Regions from separate parts of the Homo sapiens genome. Here region 2 is linked to region 1. The links are chromatin contacts, found by Hi-C or POLR2A ChIA-PET in ENCODE. All regions are on one chromosome and are shown on one strand. The core of a region is the stretch at or near the end of the contact, and the rest is flanking DNA. Distances in the headings are between cores, read along the strand shown.

Region 1 (3,730 bases), core at 837-3,336:
GATTCTCCCGTGTCAGCCTCCTGAGTAGCTGGGATTATAGGCGTGTGCCACCACACCTGGCTAATTTTTGTATTTTTAGTAGAAGCAGGGTTTTGCCATGTTGAGCAGGCTGGTCTGGAACTCCTGACCTCAGGTGATCCACCTGCCTAGGCCTCCCGAAGTGCTGGGATTACAGGCATGAGCCACCGTGCCTGGCCATATTTTTTTAAATAATAATAATAATAAAAGAAAAGTAATGAAGATCTCAGGCAGAGTGGTGGTAAAAGGAATGGAAAGGAGAGCATGGGTGCAAGAACATTACAGAAGTGGAATTTATAGGACTTGTTCAAGTAGATATTGAGGGATGGAAGCAGACTAAGATGTATCTGGGGTTTTAAGCCTGGGTGGTGCCATCAACCAAAATAGATGGAAAGAGGATCACTTGAGCTCAGGAGTTCAAGACCAGCCCAGGCAACATAGTGAGACCCTGTCTCTTAAAAACAGAAAAAGAAAAAAAAAAATTACAGATTCACAACCCCTACTATTCTGTATCAAGCCTTTTCTCATAGATTCTGATTCACAAATTTAGCTTACAGTAATTTCCTGGGGAAGTGAAACAATTTAATAAATGTTTTTGAGATGCTGTACTGGACCAGACTTCACTTTCTTTCTTTTTCTTTTTTCTTTCTCATTTTTTTTGAGATGGAGTCACACTCTGTCGCCCAGGCTGGAGTGCAAGTGGTGTGATCTCAGTCCACTGCAACCTGCAACCTCCACCTCCTGGGTTCAAGCGATTCTCCTGCCCCAGTCTCCCCAGTAGCTGGGATTACAGGCGCCCGCCACCACGGCCGGCTAATTTTTGTATTTTTAGTGGAGACAGGATTTCGCCATTTTGCCCAGGCTGGTCTCAAACTCCTGACCTCAAGTGATCCACCAGCCTCGGCCTCTGGGATTAAAGGCATGAGCCACCGCGCCCTGCCCATACTTCACTTTCTGATCCTCCTCCACACATAGGTCATGTGTCCACTTGGAAACGATCAAACACTAGTCATGTCCCAAAGGATGGGTTATCAAATCCTCAGACCAAACTAATAGGTCCCTAAATCTGCAGGTCACTCCCCGTTCCTCAATTTCATTTCTCTTTATCCCGGTAAACACATCTTCTGCTTTAGCCAAACACACTGCTTGCACATACCACCTCATTCGCTAGTTGTATCATCTCCCCCTTTTCCACCAATAATTCCCTTCACAACCCTGCTCAAAATACACTTTCCCCAAGGAAGCACTTCTTGATTACTGTTGCTGGATATGAACTCTTTTTTGTTATTGTTTTCTCATTAGTCTATGTTACAGAGGCCTGCAGAGTTGTATTTTCTTTCTCTCCCATTCATGGCCTCCCCCAACTTCCAACAGGCCTGTCTCAGGGCATGCAGGGTAGGAAGGGAGCTGCAGACTGATGCTGCTAACCATCTCCCAGGCCTCCTGGGCCAAACCGCACCCGAATCAACCCAGACCCCGCCTCACCCGTCAGTTCCCCAGTCAGGTAAGTGGCCATTTTGGAGAACATGTCCCGGCAGAGCTCAGTGATGTCAGCTTCAGCAGGCTCCTTTGCTTCCTCAGCTGTCTCCACGGCGGCATCGTCTGGGCCAAGGGAGAATGACTAAGTGTCCCGCCTACACCCGGTGCTAATCCAGCCAAAGCAGCCTGTTCCGACATCCCTCCACTTGCCTTCATTCCATCAAGTCGGCTCCATTCTCCATCTGCCATAATTTCAAGTCCTTCACTGCGTCCCTGCCCATCTGACACATCAACTCGCCTCCCTCGCACCGCCCCTCGCCCATACCCGGCACCCCCGCTCATCCTGGCACCATCCCAGTCACCCTGACAGGACAAACACTCGCGCGCAGCGACAAGTGCACTCCTCTCACCAGCCCGTTCCTGCCAGGTGAGCCACCACACACTCAACCTCGCCCACCCGAGACGGAGCCCCAGGCCCCCCACCGGACGCTTCCTCCCCATCCATTCCGGGTACCTCGGGCGGGCTCATCACTCCGGGTCGCCAGTACGCCCTCGGCTGCCGCCGCCATAGCGGACCCCGCGCTGTTTCCGGGCCGGGGTGCTGCGCATGCGCACTGGGTGTGCCCCGCCCACCCGGCCGGCCCTGCAGTCCTGCGCCTAGCGGTCCAGTCCAGCCTCAGGTCTATGACACAGCAAAGGGCGATTCCGGAGCCGAAATTGAAGCTACGCCAGGCTGTTGTGAATTGATCCACTGCCAACAGTCGCGACGTCTGGGACTGAGGGCGAGCTCATCCCTACAGTCACACCCTGGAGGGATCACTCATCTTGTACCACTCACGACCCGTCTGGGAATAGTCAACCCTGTTTGTGGCCTGCTGACCAAAACCACTGAAGACGGATTGCCCGCTCTCCTGACACTCCGCACTGGAGTTAGTCATCAAAAGATTGCTCAGGGAATCCAAAGTTTTACAGGTTGTCTCGTCCACACTTTGGGAAACCTTCAGGCATTGATCCCTGGTCCTAAATACTGTCCCTCCCAATGTCCTGAGTTAACACCAACTCACTGGCCCCTATTTCTTAAACTGCAGGCAGGCATCTACTTCTCTTCAGTTGATACAGCCTTCCTTGAAGAAAGCTTAGACTGTAACTTTTTTAGGGCTGAGGATACACTCTGGTTATCTTAATTGCATTTAAGCTGTTTCACAAGCCTCCTAGGTGTACAGAGTACTTAATGGGATGGGAGAACAGGAGTGAGTGAAAGAGATGGATGAGAAGAAGTGACTGGGGAGCAATTGAAGGTGCAAAATGAGGAGGGATAAAGGCCACAGAAGAAGGGATAGGAGATATTCAGCAGGCCTCAGGCAGGCTCCTGGACACCCAAAATCTTGGTAGTTTCTTTTCTTATCCCTGGTTATCCTCCCTCTGCACCCTCTCACCCCACCCCGATGCCAGTACATACACACACACGCCAGCTACCCCTTATCCCCAGCCCTCCTACCCTGACTGTCTCCACCCTGAGGACTGAGTCTCACTTGTCACCTGTCCCCACTTTTCCTATGGTGCAACCATAGTAGCCACTATTTCAAGCCATTCCTGCGAGCCAGAAGTTCTTTTTTTTGAAACAGAGTCTCGCTCTGTCACCCAGGCTGGAGTACAGTAACGTGATCTCGGCTCAGCTCACTGCAACCTCCACCTCCCGAGTTCAAACGATTCTCATGCCTCAGCCTCCCAAGTAGCTGGGATAACAGGCACGCGCCACCACACCTGGCTAATTTGTTTGTATTTTTATTAAAGACAGGATTTCAGCATTTTGCCCAGGCTTGTCTGGAACTTCTGGCCTCAAGTGATCCACCCAACATAGCCTCCCAAAGTGCTGGGATTACAAGCGTGAGTCACTGTGCTAGGCCTAGAAGTTCTTATAGCCCAGCTCCTTCACATCACTGCACCTACTCTATACCTCCTAGAGAGCATGAACCTATTCCAGCCCAGGCACATGGATGACCCACAATTTCAGCCTTTCTTCCCTCTATAATACCAGAAGCAAATGCAAAGTCCAAGTTTTCCTAAGGAGTTTTATTGATAGCCACCATGGAAACCCACATGGTCTTATGGAAGAATAATGTCAGAACCCACCACATATTAATTCAAAGATCTCTGAATCCTGAGTTCATTTCCTTGCCTGATTCCCTTCAGGCTCCATTTTTATCTCCTGGTTAAAGCCCACTCAGTTTCC
Region 2 (3,714 bases), core at 1,215-3,714, 740 kb after region 1:
AATGTCTCCTAACTCCTCTGGGGACTTCTGCTCCCTCACCAGAATGACCGTGGTGACCCTCAGCAGTGCCCTGTGCTCACCAGAGGGTGAAGCATAGACTGGTGTATGACAGGGGTGAGCGTGCCAGGGCACTGGTGGAGGAAAGCCTGCTCCCTGAGCAACATGCCCCACCCTGCTCCAGTGGCCTAGGGAGGGGAAGAGAGATGCCCTGCTGGGTCAGAGGGGGAGGAGCAGGGCCTGAACAGTCCAGTCTGGGATCCAGCCAGGGGAGCTCTGCTGGCTAAGAAAGAGGAGAGGAGCTGGAGATATTTATCTGGTCCTGCTCACAGAAAGCTCAGACTCAGGGGGCCTGGCTCCGCACCTGGCATTCTAGGTCCTGTCTTGCTCATCAGCTGTTAGTCACCTCACATCTGTCACTACAGCCAGGCTGGCTCCTAAGTGCCCACCTACCATGCTCCATGCTTTTCACTTCCAGCCTTTGTTGGTGACAGCTCACCCCTGCCACCAGCTGTTCTTATTGCTCTGTCCTGCTACACTGTAGATTCCTGGAAGGTGAAGAGGGAGCCTGATTTCTCTCTAGGTCCCTTGTAACACCTCCCCAGGGCTGGTATAGAATTGTGCTCCATGAAGCGGCATTAAGCAACTACATAAGCTTAGGTCTCCCCTTCCCTGATGGAGCTCCCTCTCCACCCTCAACCCTCCTCTTCTGAACATTTGCTGTGCTGCCTTCATTCCCCTCCTTCAGCACGGAAGCCCTGAATTCTGTCTACCCGCTTGGGCACTGACTCCTCGCAGCCCAGCACAGAGCTTGTCACACAATGGACTGGTTGATGGAGGATGTCCTTCTTTATCCTGCCCCATCCCCCAGAAGTACACACAATGGATCTGGAGAAGGGCAGAGCCCATGGGAGAGAGGCCAGTTCAATCCCCTGCCTTGTCCACCAGGGGCTAGCATACCACACGCATGCCTGTCCCTGCTGCCATGGCCTTCTTTCCCTCCTCTGACCCTTCTACGACCCTGGACCCCTGCAGGATTGGCCTGGAGGAGAGGCCAAGGGCAGGTGAGGAAGAGTGTATGGGTTCCCAGGCGGCCTGCCACCTCCCTGTGACTCCCATCTCTTGAATTCCCCCAATCATACTGGCTCTGCCTCCTCCTGCTGAGTTCCCATTGTCCCCTACCCCCACCCTCCCCAACCCAGGCCAGTGGCTGGGTCCCGCCCCTACCTTCGATGGGGGAGTTGATGAGGATGACGCGTCCCATGGGCGATGAGGCTCGGATTCCGCGGGGGGGCCCGTTCAGCAGCCGTTGTTGCTTCCTTAGCAGGTATCGCGTTGCGGTGGAGCCTGAGTCGCTGCCTAGGTGGCCTCGGGAGGAGAGGGAGCTCAGAGAGCCGGAGCTCAGGTCTCCTAGGCCCAGTGGGTCGAAGCCCACTGCGAAACCCTGCGCCATGGCGGCTGGGCTAGGGCGGCACCCTACAGGTCCAGAAGGAATCTGCTAGCTCTGGAGAGGCCAGCCCTGCGTGCTTCGAGCTCCATGAGCCTCTGTGCGGGGCTGGGGTCTCAGTAACGTGAAGGCCCTCGCTTGCGATGCCTCTCAGAAGTGTGAGCTCCAGGCCTGGGCAGGGAGAGCAGGGATGAGGGAGGGGTGTAAATGTTTCCCCTGCTGCCCCCTAAAACTTCCACCCCTCCCCCTGGTTTAAGCATCCTGCCCTCCCATGCCTTAGGCCCCCCTCCTGTCTCACCCTAGGCCAGAGAACTGCCCCGTCCAGGCACCATCTTGGACTCTCGCTGACTTTATACAAGGCAGGTGGGAACCTTTCACCCCTCATTCCTGCTCGGGGCTGAGTCATCTACTCCCGTCCCCAGTCCTCAGTAGAGGTTGAGAGTGGAGTTGGGATTACTGCGGGCCCTGGGGCTTAGAGAGGTGTGAGACAAAAGAGAGGTCAGGACAGCTCATGGCATCACCTCTCTCATGCATATGCGGGCATGGAGGTGGCCCGGGGTGGGGCGGGGGCTGCGTGGGGCGGGCTGGGCCTCGAGGATAGGGCTTCAGGACCTTAGACAGCTGAGGCCCAGGAAGACCCCCAGACACCCGCGGGCTCCAGGCTGCGGCTCCGGGTCTAAAGAGGCTGCATGAACCTCTCCCAAGCTTTGGGGAGGATCTGCTGGAGAGGGGTCCCACGACATCCCGCGCAAAACCCAGGGCCAGTTCCCTCAGAGAAGCTCTGGGACCTAGAATGAAGCACCCCAACATCAACTCGGCCCTCCAGGCCCCCCACCCCTTTGTGCCTGGTCGGCCTCACCTGGTCGCTGGTGTGGCGCCGCCAGCCTTGTCAAACCACCCGCAGGCGAGAGCTACTGCCGCAGCCGGCAAACCCCACCCACGCTGCGCGGAGGCTGCGGGAATTGGGCTGGCCTGCACCGCCCCGGGCTCCCATTGGCTGGTAGGGCCGCCAGTCATTCTATTCCGGCACCTCCCTTAGGCGCCAGGGACAGCCGAGCGTTACCTGGTCCCGGGCAGCGGAGTTCTTTACCCACCCCAGTTCTGGTTCTGACGCCCTAGCTCATTCCGCAAATTTAGGGCTTGGGTCTGGCTTGTTCCCCTCCGGCTCGAACCACCTCTTCTCTGAGCCGAGCCAGCTACCGGGGCTCCTGGAATTGCCACCCCTCCCTGGGCACCCTTGAGGCCTCCGTGGAGGGACGTCACGGGGCAGAGCGGGACGTGAGCCTGAGTTTGCTGCAGGCGTGCTCTGTGTGGTGGCTGGGTGAGTTGTGAGTATGTGCGTGGCGGAGGGGGTGCCTTCTTCACTTGCATCCTCCTCCTCTGTCAGAAGGCGTCTCTGGCTACCCAGTTCTGGAATGGTCGCAGGGTGGGGCAGCTGGTCCCAGGACCGGAAGAATCCTAAGAATCCTTCTGATGCACTTGCTCGGATGCAGACCGCGAGGTTCCTGGGGTCGTCTGCCCCTCCACATCTCAGGGGTGGGGCTACGGTCTGGGGTGCAGGGCTAGGGGTTGGGAGCGTAAGGAGACCAGGGACACAGTGGAGCTAGGGGTTACAGAGGGGGAGCAGGGAGAGGGCTGGGGACATAGAAGAGGCACAGGCACGACAGGAACGGGGCTGTGAAGTGATGCGAATGCCGCGCTGCTACAAGAGGAGCTTGTGGATACTGGGGTAGGAGCCCAGGGGGACAAGCAAGCCAAAGGCCATTGCCAAGGCAGCCATCAAGTAAACAAGCCAGGCGGTAACCCGAGTCCCTCCCGGCGCGCCAGCAGAGGACCGCCCCTCCACACCGCCCACCTGCGCCCGGGGCTTTCTCTCTGGGCACCTAGACCGCTTGCTGCAGGGCTGGGGGTCTGCTGAGGCCCGCCAGGGGACTGTAAACCAAGGGAGCAGCGCCCGCGGCTCCAGCCCCTCCTCCCTTTGGCTGGGGAGGGGGCCAGAACTGATCCCCGAGGTGGGATTGGCTCTGGGAAGCAGCTTAGGGCCTGGTCCAGGTGGCCCAGGCTGGGGGCATCGCCTCGAATGACACCCACCGCCCTCAGGTTCTGCCAATCCCCGTGCCCACCGGGTGGGCGCGGCCGGGAAGCTCCTGCCCCTCCCTGCTGGTCGGCGTCACGCGTGACGTCCCGCGTGATGGCTGGGAGGGCCCGGCGGCGACAGCGGAGGCAGAGAGGAAGGCGGTTCTGAGAGCTTCAGAGAGCGATGGAAAGCG

The links. A loop is a pair of places that touch in the nucleus more often than their neighbours do. ChIA-PET counts read pairs that join two places held with the same protein, here RNA polymerase II (POLR2A). Pooled maps may share reads with other maps.
Region 2: a pooled map shows a loop between it and region 1 (6-fold over the local background). The contact joins the promoter of SFXN3 here to the promoter of BLOC1S2 in region 1. A Hi-C loop is called at or near these places in 1 of 168 maps with a recorded cell type or tissue (CD4-positive, alpha-beta T cell) and 5 of 50 pooled maps. POLR2A ChIA-PET finds 5 or more read pairs at or near these places in 1 of 52 experiments (activated CD8-positive, alpha-beta memory T cell).

What each region holds. Positions count from the first base shown.
Region 1 is chr10:100,284,594-100,288,323 of GRCh38, forward strand. BLOC1S2 (biogenesis of lysosomal organelles complex 1 subunit 2) reads right to left here and starts at 2,087. Exons shown (of 5, transcript NM_173809.5): 1 at 2,012-2,087; 2 at 1,504-1,620. The coding sequence starts at 2,066. It overlaps PKD2L1 (polycystin 2 like 1, transient receptor potential cation channel), which reads right to left. Exons shown (of 16, transcript NM_016112.3): 16 at 3,556-3,730. RefSeq lists enhancers at 1,321-1,828, 1,414-1,713 and a silencer at 2,004-2,203.
Region 2 is chr10:101,028,770-101,032,483 of GRCh38, forward strand. It overlaps SFXN3 (sideroflexin 3), which reads left to right and starts at 2,465. Exons shown (of 12, transcript NM_030971.6): 1 at 2,465-2,765; 2 at 3,545-3,713. It overlaps PDZD7 (PDZ domain containing 7), which reads right to left and starts at 2,360. Exons shown (of 17, transcript NM_001195263.2): 1 at 2,304-2,360; 2 at 1,225-1,615. The coding sequence starts at 1,450. RefSeq lists an enhancer at 2,778-2,987.